4 separate regions of the Homo sapiens genome follow, and regions 1, 2 and 3 are each linked to region 4. Evidence: chromatin contacts called from ENCODE Hi-C or POLR2A ChIA-PET data. All regions are on one chromosome and are shown on one strand. The core of a region is the stretch at or near the end of the contact, and the rest is flanking DNA. Distances in the headings are between cores, read along the strand shown. Region 1 holds the start of NEK6 (NIMA related kinase 6). Region 2 overlaps MAPKAP1 (MAPK associated protein 1). Region 3 overlaps MAPKAP1 (MAPK associated protein 1). Region 4 holds the start of NR6A1 (nuclear receptor subfamily 6 group A member 1).

Region 1 (2,700 bases), core at 12-2,511, 510 kb before region 4:
CTGGGTGACTTTGAACAAAAGAATTTGCTTTTTATTGTTGTTGTCCAGGTTGGAGTGCAGTGGTGCGATCATAGCTCACTGCAGCTGCTAACTCCTATGCTCAAGAGACCCTCCCGCCTCAGCGTCCCGAGTAGCTGGGACTGCAGGCAGGCACTACCACACCCAGCTAATTCTTACATTTTTCTGTAGACATGGGGTTTTGCTATATTGCCCAGGCTGGCCTCAAACTCCCAGCCTCAAGGCATCCTCCCACCTCAGCCTCCCATAGTACTGGGATTACAGGTGTGAGCCACCGCACCCAGCCTGAAATTTCATTTCTAAGCCTCAAAGCCCATCTGTAAAATGGGCACAAGGGTAACGTTGGCACACGTGGTGGACGCTCCGTTGGTGTCATTATTACAGATCACGGCCAGTTGAAGCACTTCCACTCATTTGGCAAACAGAAGCCAGACGGGCATTCACCCTGTGCCCAGTACAGTGCTGCGCCCAAGCAGGCAGTCAGTGTCCCTGGCTCCAGCCCTCCTGGGGTGCAGCACAGTTTTGAATGTGGAGGGGAGGCAGCAGGGGTGGAAACAGCCCAGCCAGGAGCGGCCGCTCTCGGTGCGGGGAGGAGGTGAAGTGAGAACTGAGCTGCTTGGGTCTCAGGGAGGCTCTGACTTCTAGAGGGGGCGTTCAACATTCTTTAGTGGGGACTTTTACTACTTCCAGAAACCTCTGCACATTGGCTCTTGCTGGTCCCCCGGGGGCCACAGGAAGTGGGAGCTCCAGATGAAGAGTCGCTGGCACTTTGAGGGCAGGGGGCAGGGCCTTCCCCTCATCGGAATACTCTTGGAGCCTACTTCAGTGCCTGCATTCAGCTGGTGCACAATAAGTGCTTGTTACTGTGCCAATTTCAGTATGACTAGGGCTGTGGTAGGAGCAATGCTAGGCGATGGGGAATCCGAAGACGCACAGGAGTCCAAGGGTTGGCTGACTGCAGACCCTCATCATAAGTCTAGAGCCGGAGAAGATGGGGAGACGCCGGCCTGCGCCCTGTGAGTCTGGGCCTCAGTCTTCCCATCTCTGAAATGGGGAAGGGGTTCCTCGGCCGAGCGGATCGGCCGCAGAACTCGGCGGAGTCGAGGGGTCCAGGCCCAGGAAGGACGCCGCCGGGGCGCCCCCCGCCCCTCAAGCTTGCGTGGCGGCAGCGCGCACGAGCGCTGGGGGCGGCGCGGCCCCGCGGCGGGGAGGGGCGGGCGCGCGGGCGCGCGGGCCCGCGCAGGCGGTGGCGGCGGCGGCGGAACCGAGCTGACGGGCGTGCGGCCGCTGCGCCGCAAACTCGTGTGGGACGCACCGCTCCAGCCGCCCGCGGGCCAGCGCACCGGTCCCCCAGCGGCAGCCGAGCCCGCCCGCGCGCCGGTGAGTCGCCTGGGGCTGGGGCCGGGCCGGTGGGGCCCCGCGGCCCGGAGAAGGGCGGGGGCCGGGCGGCGGGGCCGTCACCCCCAGCCGGGCCGAGGGCGGGCGCGCGCCCACGGCTCCGCGGGGGAGAGCGGGAGGCGGGCGCGAGTGTGGCCGCGCGGGGCTGAGCGTGTCGGCGGCCGGGCGGGCGGGGGCGGCGTGTCCGCGTGTCCCGGGGTGTGCGCGTCCCCGGCGGGTGTGCGTGTGCACCCCGGAGCGTCTGGTGGCGTTGTTGGGGTGAGTGCGTGCGGGGACGCGGGCATGGCTCCCCGCTACCCACTTCCCGAGTGGGGACGACGGGCGGAGGAGTGTGCCGGGCGCCGCAGGGAGTACGTGCGGGTCTCAGGGAGTGTGTGTGTGCACGTGTGTGCATTCCAAAGTGATTTGTGTGCAAGCACATGCGTGAGCCTAGAAGGGCGAAAGTATGCCTGTGTGGGTGTGAGTATAACGAGTGTGCAGGGCCGTGCGAGCGTGTTTATTACTGAGGTTGAGGGGCCGGCCCCCTTTGCGCCCACCAGGCCTTTGCACAGTGATGGCCCCCGAGCCAGGGAGCCCGTGGAGAGAGAAGCGGCCTGGCATGGGCTGGGGGTCGGGGCTGGGCCTGATCCGGTGAACCAGGGGCCAGGAGGGCAGACTCAGAGCCTGGCTGGGCCTGACAGAGGCAAAGGTCTTAGAGCCAGGCTGCGGCAGGGCCACTGGCAGGACCCTCTCTGCATACACAGGCTGGGCGAGCGGAGGCTGTGGTGGGCCCCTCGGCCGGGCACCCGAGGACGTGTGTTTTCCTAAATATCCTCCAGGCTCTCCTGTCTTTGTTCTTGTCTCTCTCCAGCCAGGCCTGGGGGGCTGACCCTAGACTTGCCTGTGTATGTGGGGGCCTCTCTGCCTGCCCTGCTAAGTAGACGGATCTTTTGATTTATTTATACCTCTCCTAGGCTCCAAGTGTGAATCCCAGGACAGTAACAAATTGATCACAGCGGGCTTGGGACACCAGCTTCCGAGGTCTGTCCTTGCAGTTTTGACTGACAGGCTTTTGTGTGTGTGCGTGCTCTCTAACTGTTGAAAATCTTTGCAGCTGAAAGTCTTAATTGCTTTAAGGCAAACTTTAGAAATTCCAGAGCTCCCTAGTTGGTCTGACTTTTCCAAATTCAGCTTGCCTTTTTTGGGGGAAAATGTCGCCTTAGTTTGGTGTACAGTACGTGCAGGCAGGTCTTGGAGGCACGTTTAAAAACCCTGTCGTTAATGGAAGAAGAATTTCATTGAAAG
Region 2 (2,700 bases), core at 201-2,700, 880 kb after region 4:
CCACTGCTAAAGGAAAAACTTTTGTTTTTAAATTTTAAAAAATTTCAAATGTTAACTGTTTTTGTTTTCGCCATAACAACGACTGCAAGAGTCTAGGAAAAAGAGCTGTGGTACTGGAATAGGAGAAAAAGGAGCTGAATACCAGCTCTGCCACACACTAGTGGGGAATCCTTGAGCACCTCACTTTCTCTCTCTCAGCCTGTTCCCTCACCTGGAGCTAATACTCCCTAGATCACTGTTCTGTTAGGATAATTAAGAGGAAAGTTCCAATGTATACACAAAAGATTAACTCTTCAAAAGTTGTAGTTTTCCCATCTGTACCCCCCTACATCTCACTGATGTCAATCACCTCCCTAATCACAAAACTCTGGAATCTTAAAGCCAAAAAGAATCCAAGAGGTCATCTAAGCCACATTCCTGATTCTAAACACGCAGAAATCAAGGCTCATAGATGAGAGATTACTTGTCCTACATCAGAGAGAAGGAACTGCATGGCCAGGACTAACACTCAAGTCTTCTGATTCCCTGTCAGTGTTCCTTCTAACACATGGCCTAGTAGTCCTGGAAATCAAGTTTCCATTTTGTATGAACCCCATTAATGAAAATAAAAATCTCAGCTGGGCACAGTGGTTCATACCTGTAATCCCAGCACTTTGGGAGGCCGAGGCAGGCGGATTACCTGGTCAGGAGTTGGAGACCAGCCTGACCAACATGGTGAAACCCCGCCTCTAGAAAGAATACAAAAATTAGCTGGGCGTGGTGGCACGCACCTGTAATCCCAGCTACTTGGGAGGCTGAGGTAGGAGAATCGCTTAAACCCGGGAGGCGGAGGTTGCAGTGAGCCAAGATCACACCACTGCACTCCAGCCTAGGCGACAGAGACTCTGACTCAAAAAAAAAAAGAAAAGAAAATAAGAAAATAAGAATCTCTGAGAATTAGAACACTTGGATTCTATGCCCAGCTAGGTGGAGCCTAGGCTGTCATTTGATTTCTCTGGATAGAGGTCTTCAAGATAGTAAAATCATGGCCTCATTCTTCGAGGGAGAAGACAATCTCTCTACTGCAAACCATGCAGAGCAAAGTACCCCAGGATGAGAAGGCTGAATGTAAAATGACACCATCCCTAGTCCCCTCCATACCTACAAGGATTGTCTCCTGGGCTAGACCTCAGTGCTCGATATTCATTCCAACCAGATTCCCTCTTCTAACCTGGTAATTAGTCAGGTAGTGAGAAGGTAGTACAACAACAGTAATCTCATTGTAACAAAAATACGTCCATGTTGTTTACCTCTTAGTCCCCTAACCTCCAACAATTACAATCAACACGTCTTAAATGACACCTGGCATCTGCCTCATTTAAAATTACTCTCTCGAAAATAAAAGAATAAAATTACCCTATCGTTTTCTCCTCTGAATGGCCTGGTGAGTCAGGCTGGGCATCTGAGTGCACATCCCTGTCATCTGAGAGGAAGTGACTGATGGGAGAGGAAGTGTCTGGAAGGTGACTAACGTCTGAAGGCAATTCCTTGGCCAGTTTCAAGGCTGGCTGACAAGCGAGAACAAAAAAGAGGCTTTTTGCTCCACTCTCACCTCAAAAAGCACTGCCTCAGATTCCCCAAACACAAACCAGACAATAGGATATACCCCACCTCCCAAAAAGATGTACAGTGTCTTCAAGGACATGGTAACAGTCTATGATCTGTAGTCAGCAGGTCCAAAACAGCTGCCAATGGGTGACAGAAACTCCGTCTCAAAAAAAAAAAAAAAAAAAGAAAAGAAGAAAATAAGAATCTTTGAGAATTAGAACACCTGGATTCTATGCCCAGCTAGGTGACCCTGGGCTGTCATTTGATTTCTCTGGAGAGATATCTTCAAGATAGTAAAATTATGGCCTCGTTCTTTGAGGGAGAAGCCCTCTTTCAGTGCTTCCTAACTCAGGGATGGTTTCATTATCCATCCAGCTCCACAAGCCGGACACGGACCAGGAAATCATCCTTCAAACCCCCTTCTAACCCTGTTCTCTGCATACATCATCAAATCCTACCACTTTTGCCTACTACTAAATATCTCTCGAATTCATTCACTCCATCTTCATTCTAACAAGCAAGCCCAAGTTACCACTCTCTCACCCAGAGCACTGCAAAAAATGTCTTGATTAGTTTCTCTATCCTCACAAACCCTTCTCAGGGATATACTCGGCAGCACAGCCCCAGGGGTCTTTTCAAAACAAATTTGATTACCTCACCTCCCCATTTAAATCCTTGTTCAAGGCTTCCCCGTGCCATGAGGTTAAAGAGAACACCTCTACCAATCATACCCGGTCTTCCCCCAGAGCTTCACTTTTCACCACGATCTACTTCACCCTAGGGCTCCAGTCACACAACTTTCTTTTGGTTCCTCAAAATTGCCAAATTCCCCTTGCCTCAGACCTTCTGTTCCTTTCTCCTCCCCCTTTTCTTAGCTAGTTCTTACTCACCCTTTAGCTCTCAGATCAAAAGATTTTAACCCAAGCCTGACAAACATGTTCTTTCCATGGCAAGAGTCTGCCTTCCTTTGAAAAGCCTTAAGCCAATGGTGAATTCTACCTCATGGAATTTTTAGAAGATGGCTCCACAACAAAGGAAGCCACCACAGACTGGCAAGGTTCACAGCTAACTGCAGAAATGAGGCCTAGACAGAGAGCTCAGGGTGGAAGAAGT
Region 3 (2,700 bases), core at 30-2,529, 750 kb after region 4:
ATGGAGAGCACATTTCAGCGTCCCTACATTCCTAGGACAGCCTCAGCATACAGGTATGTTTAGTGATTATCTGGTGATGAAACAAGCCCATCCTGCTTAGTTACCATCCTACCTCTTCCTCCAAAGTAGACTTGGAGCTCCACCTCCATCTGACTCCAAATGCCTCCACTGTTTGGAGATTCCCATTAGTGTCCCAACTCTGACTGGGTTTCCTAGGGATGGATGGAACTAGCATGGATCTAGCTGACTCACCTGGACATTGGCTGGAGAATGGAAGACCATCATTGACAGGGTCCAATCCCTCATCCCCATCAGTCTGGTTCTCTTACCCAGGTCCATCTTCAGTAGCCACCTATCCCAACACATATCCTACCAAAGTTATCTGAGCCACAACACACAGGCCTAAGTGGAGCCCACTCAACATCAGAACAAGAAGAGGTAACACATGTACAACCAAAAACTTCAAAACTTGCAGAAGGTTGGGAGCCACTGGACAGGAGCCTCATATATGCGGTTGTAGGCAGAGAGTGTGCTTGAAGGCGCAGACCCTTCACTACCATGAGGAGTGCTAATACTCTACATCCTGTCACTATGCAGCCAGCAGGAATGTACTTCTCTTTAGAGAAAGGAGGTCCCCTACTATTTGTAAAAAAGGAAATTTTTTTTTCTCCTTGAAATCCAGATATCACTTGTTAGAGAGGTTGGAAACCTTTACCTTTGTCCCTAAGAATCCAATTTTTCAATCCAATCTGTTTCTCTTAACTTGAGTCACTGTGACAATACCAAATTTTACATACAGTTATCTGTTGCTCTGTAAAGAAATACAGATGGTTTTGTGGAAATAAACAGTCATTTATTTTAAACAATTGTAAAATAGTTTATGGAAACCAGTGGGGTAATGCATTCAAATAAATGCCAAAACTGGTTGATGGGGATCCAGGGTGCTAAATCACACTGCAGAGGAATTTAGCTGTGGGGAACAGACAGTAAATCCAGAGTGACAGAATTTCCCGTGATGGCAAAGGTTTCTGACATCCAGTCCAGTACTCAAAACCCACAGCAGTTCAAACCCATTTTCCTTAACACAGCCTTGACAGCCAGTGAAATTAGTGAATTTAGTCACAAGCACCTAAGGACAAAAAACAGAAGAAACAAAAATGAGACTTCATTTATCTTCAACCTTCTCTGAGCTACATGAAAGTGGTGACTCCAACCTGAGTCAGTGGAGAGCAAGCTTAGAGCCAATTGTTTTCAGTCAGCAGACTCTGTTATGATATATTGGAATCTGAAGACTTTCATTCAAATCTGCTTATGTCAGAGGCTTCGGTAAACCACTTCCTCTCTGAACTTCAGTCTCTTCCTCTGTTAAATGCGGATAATACAGTAGTTGTATGTACTTGACAGGATTTTGAGCAGATTCAGTGAGGCACCAGGATTATTCTTTGGCTAGCTTGATGCCAGTGGCCCTGGTGGAAGGGGCTCTAGCCCAGGGTGGGACAAAAGGCTACAGGGCCTCTTTAGGGACTTCTACCAACTCTTCAGGGAAGCACCACTGCCAGTGAATGGTTGGACCAGCCTTTGCAGGAAGAAAGAGACTCTAAGCTCTTTTTTGCTTCTAATTTTACAGGACAATCAACTATAAACTTATCATCCTTCCATTCTCAAACCAGCTTTTTTTCCTTGTAACTGTGCTTCCAATGACGACACTACGATTCACCCAATGAATTAAATCAGTTGGTTCATCAAACTGTACTAAACTCCTACCATGTGCCATGTCATGAGCTAGTCACTGTAGATATGAAGATGAACAAGACTCTGCATCTGGCCTCTAAGGACTTGGCATAGTGAACACGGCACTCTCAAGTTTGGAATACTTCTTAGCCTTCCCCCTTGTTGATGACATTAAATCGGCTCCCAAGTTCTGCAGACTCTACCCACTTAATACATCTCCCTTGCATTCCTTCTCACTCAGGCCGCAGTAATGGTTTCCCAACCTTCTTCTGGCCTCCAGCCAACCACTCTTCACCCTATTGTTAGAGTGCTCTCCAGAGCCAAATTCTGGTAGATTCAAGGTATCACTTTCATACAATCCCTTCACAACTTCCTTGCAGGCTACTAGTTTAGATGCAAATTCCTTACCCCACTCTCAAGGCTTTCTATCCATCCTAATTTCTTGTCCATCTATGTCCTTTATGACCCAAACTAGACTCACTGTTCAGTGCATATATGTCCTGGTTTCCTACCTCCATGTCACTGCTGTGCCCTTCCCTTCACCCAGACTGACTCCGTCAGCTTGTCAAAATCACATCCCTCCTTTTTGATTATCCCCTAAGTCTTATCTTCTCTCCTTCTGACCCCATGATATCAGGCCCAACCAGAGTCCCAGACTGGCCTCCTTCCTTTCCCCACAATAGGGAAAGTTGCACCAGTTAACGTCTTCAAGGCAATAGGATTTCTACAATCCCCAGCCAACCAAAAACAGGGCTTCCTTTTTAAAAACTCTAGCCTTGGCCTTTACATCTCATTCAGTTAACTGTCCTTGCTCCTGGCCCAATCCTGCCCAGAACCCTGCCCTCAGGCCTGGTGCCATGCTAGGTTCCCAGTGTGTCTCTCTGAAAATCCTGCCCTGCCCTCTGATACTGCCTGCCCGCCTGGATTTCCTTGTGCATAAATCATACATTTAATTTATCTGAATTCAAC
Region 4 (2,708 bases), core at 27-2,526:
CCGGCCCGGGCGAGGGGGCGAGGGACGAGCGGTAGGAAGGGCCGGGCCAGGTGAGGGATTCTCAGCTCCCAAGGTCCCGGATCGGGACAAGAAAGAGGAGAACTGAGACTAAGAGGTGGGGACCGGGACCTGCCGGGCAGAAGCCGGGAGGAGGCAGGTGTCCGGGGCCCCGGGGCGGGCTGGAGCCCTCGGCCAGGGAAAGCCGTTGCCTGGCGGAGAGGGGAGCTGAGCAGGGGCGGAGACCGGCCAGAGCGCGCGGGGCGTTGAGGAAGGTGAGGCGCAGGGGAAGCAGGAGGCGCGAAGGGGTCCGAAAAAGGAAACGACTGGGGGATGTCTAGCGAACGGGGGTTCGGCAGAGGTGGGGGGCTCGTAGTATTCAAGGAAGAACGCTCGAGGCTGCAGAAGAGGAAAACGCTCTAGAAAGCTGAGCGGTACAAGGGTGCTGTGGAGTCGGGTCAACAGGGCAAGAAGGGAGCGTCCTCGGTGGGAGGAGGAACCCCTGTAGGGGAAAAGAGAGGCTCTGCGTTAAGGGAACCCGAGTGAGGGGATGCCCCCACTGACGGACCGCGGTGGGGACTTCCAACCTGAGGAGCCCGGGGGGAGGGGAAGGTTCGGTGCTGGGAAGACAGGGGGAGGGGACCCGGGGGGAGGAGGGAGGATTGGTGCTGAGGGGACGGGGGGAGGGGAAGCCTGTGCAGAGGGGACGGGGGGAGGGGGAAATGAAGCTCGGTGCCCAGGGACCCGGGCAGGGGGAGGGTCCGCGCAGAAGGGAACAGGGACGAAGGAGGAGGATCCACCCTGAGCGAGACCGGGGAGGAGAGGGAGGGTCCGCGCCAACGGGGAACGGGGTGAAGGGCCACCCTAAGGGGCCGCGGGGCCGCTGCGGCTTCCCAGGGCGAGGGTCGGCAGAGAGGAGGGGGATCCCTGGCGGAGGCTCAGGAAGCCGGTTCCTGCCTGGCCCGGGCGTCGCAGGCCCCTCACCCACCGTTGCGCGGCGGCGGAGGGAGCGCGGCGGGAGGCTCCAGGAACCCCGCCGAGCCCCCGCCGCCTCCCCCTCCGCTAGGCGGCGGTTCGTCCCGCTCCATGCGGTGGTGCCTAGGGTCCGCGCCGGGTTTGTTGCTCCGCCATGACCGGCGCCCTAGTCGCCGTGGTCGTCGTCCGCCGAGGGGAGGAGGTTGTCAGGAGCCCGCGAGCTCCCGGCCGCGGCTCTCTCTGGGCCCCGAGCCGCCCGGCTCCGCGCCGCTCCGCGCCCCTCCGCGCCGCGCCCCCTCAGCACTGGCCAGCTCCCTCCCCTGACGTCACACGCCGCTGCCGCGCAAGGCCCTGCGGGGCACGCTGGAAGTTGGAGTCCGCTCAGCGAGGCCGGCCACGCCGACCGCACCAACTGAAGGGGTGGAAGGAGGGATAAGAAGTCCTGAGAAGGGAAAGCTAAAGTCTGTCAATATCAAGAACCATGACAAAGCGTTTGATGTCTATGTAGTAAGCGGATACTTCCGGGCCTTGTCTTGATTGTGATTTCTACCTGATCAAAGTTCCCTAAGAGTCCTCGTAACCCCCCACCCCAACAATGAGTCTTTGCGAGGAGGTGGATCGCGAGGCAGCCGGGTGAGCACGTGCAACGAAGCCCAGCCCTGTGGGCGGGGCCCTGGAGGCGGGGCTTGAAGGTACTCACGTGGGCCTCTCCCTGCCGCTGCGGGACAAATTGGACCGGAGATTAAAGGACCGGAGTTTAACTCGAGGTGACTGCGTTCGTATGCAAATGGAATATATAAAACTCTTCTTTCCGGGGTAGTCTTTAAAGACTTTTTACCTCCGGGTGGGCGGCAAAGACTAAAGTTTCCCCTCCTCCCCTTTCATTTTCCCCCTGCCCATAGAACAGATGGGCAAACTAAGCTCCGGGCCATTGGGGCTATTAAAGAAAGCCCTAGGCTCTTGACCCCAGGTGTCTTGAAACCTTCCGTTTAAGAGGGATCCCTTGCCCAGCCTTGTTTGCCTTCCCCTTTCCTCAGTTTCCCTATCTGTAAAAGGGGGTTGGAATAAGGACAGGATCAAGTTGGAAGATCGCAAACCCCTGCCCCTCCCACCTCAGTTTCCCGAAGCTTTCCGGAAGCAAAATCCCGAATTTTGCAGCGGCTCCCGGCCGAATCCACCCGCTGCGGCCACCAGGTGGCGCGCGGCCACCGGTCACTAGGCCCGCCGGGGTGTCCGTCTTCGGCGACCCCATCGGGAAAGGATTTCGCTGCTGCCGCCAAGGGTCTAAGGCCTACCTGGCCCACTTGAAGACAAAGAACGAGAACGTTGGTGCTTTGCCCACTTCTGCTCTGCCGGATTATGCTGCAGCTTCCTCGGTGGCCGCTCATTCGCCCTCTCCTGCCCCACCCGCCCCACCAATCCCTTAGCCCTTTTATTTTTTTTTTGCCTAATTTTAAGTCCTCGTCCTGGCATTCGCATCCCTGCTTGGCCTGACCCTTGCCCACATTTCGCACCATACCCCGTCCCTCACCTGCTACGAAAGTTGCAACGCTTCTCTGCACTTGGGGGCAACTGGACCTTACCAACCCTGGTGAAACTGTATTTCATACGTAATCTGGGAGACTTACATTAACGCTCTGCCGTCTAAACCTCATACCTGCTCTATGAGATAGCAACAATATTGTCCCTTTCCAGCACTGATGAAGTCCACCAGAAGTGATGGGGATTCCAGCTCC

What was found. Hi-C counts contacts between places; a loop is a spot of excess contacts on that map. ChIA-PET counts read pairs that join two places held with the same protein, here RNA polymerase II (POLR2A). Pooled maps may share reads with other maps.
Region 1: a loop to region 4 is called in a map with no recorded cell type, with 4 times the contacts of the local background. The contact joins the promoter of NEK6 here to the promoter of NR6A1 in region 4. A Hi-C loop is called at or near these places in 1 of 37 single-sample maps with no recorded cell type and 1 of 50 pooled maps. POLR2A ChIA-PET finds 5 or more read pairs at or near these places in 1 of 52 experiments (WTC11).
Region 2: a loop to region 4 is called in a pooled map, with 6 times the contacts of the local background. The contact joins the enhancer-like site here to the promoter of NR6A1 in region 4. A Hi-C loop is called at or near these places in 1 of 37 single-sample maps with no recorded cell type and 2 of 50 pooled maps.
Region 3: a pooled map shows a loop between it and region 4 (8-fold over the local background). The contact joins the enhancer-like site here to the promoter of NR6A1 in region 4. A Hi-C loop is called at or near these places in 1 of 168 maps with a recorded cell type or tissue (breast epithelium) and 4 of 50 pooled maps.

What each region holds. Positions count from the first base shown.
Region 1 is chr9:124,256,688-124,259,387 of GRCh38, forward strand. It overlaps NEK6 (NIMA related kinase 6), which reads left to right and starts at 1,262. Exons shown (of 10, transcript NM_014397.6): 1 at 1,262-1,398. It overlaps LOC613206 (a long non-coding RNA gene), which reads right to left. Exons shown (of 2, transcript NR_149024.1): 2 at 2,523-2,700. RefSeq lists silencers at 1,282-1,411, 1,472-1,841 and an enhancer at 1,879-2,700.
Region 2 is chr9:125,648,046-125,650,745 of GRCh38, forward strand. All of the region lies in intron 4 of MAPKAP1 (MAPK associated protein 1), which reads right to left. Among named protein-coding and RNA genes, the nearest start is that of MAPKAP1, 58 kb to the right of the region's middle. RefSeq lists enhancers at 1,220-2,419, 2,055-2,104, 2,115-2,384, 2,445-2,494, 2,535-2,700. Within about 2 kb of position 1,451, at least 14 of the 41 ENCODE cell types and tissues checked have a DNase peak (open chromatin) inside an H3K27ac peak, as active enhancers do.
Region 3 is chr9:125,520,637-125,523,336 of GRCh38, forward strand. The region is part of intron 7 of MAPKAP1 (MAPK associated protein 1); the gene reads right to left. Among named protein-coding and RNA genes, the nearest start is that of MAPKAP1, 190 kb to the right of the region's middle. Within about 2 kb of position 1,280, at least 9 of the 41 ENCODE cell types and tissues checked have a DNase peak (open chromatin) inside an H3K27ac peak, as active enhancers do.
Region 4 is chr9:124,770,035-124,772,742 of GRCh38, forward strand. It overlaps NR6A1 (nuclear receptor subfamily 6 group A member 1), which reads right to left and starts at 1,277. Exons shown (of 10, transcript NM_033334.4): 1 at 986-1,277. The coding sequence starts at 1,085. It overlaps LOC124900274 (a long non-coding RNA gene), which reads right to left and starts at 446. Exons shown (of 2, transcript XR_007061773.1): 1 at 1-446. It overlaps LOC107987126 (a long non-coding RNA gene), which reads left to right and starts at 1,323. Exons shown (of 2, transcript XR_001746926.3): 1 at 1,323-1,739; 2 at 2,668-2,708. RefSeq lists silencers at 1-226, 767-1,346 and enhancers at 1,059-1,626, 1,417-1,676.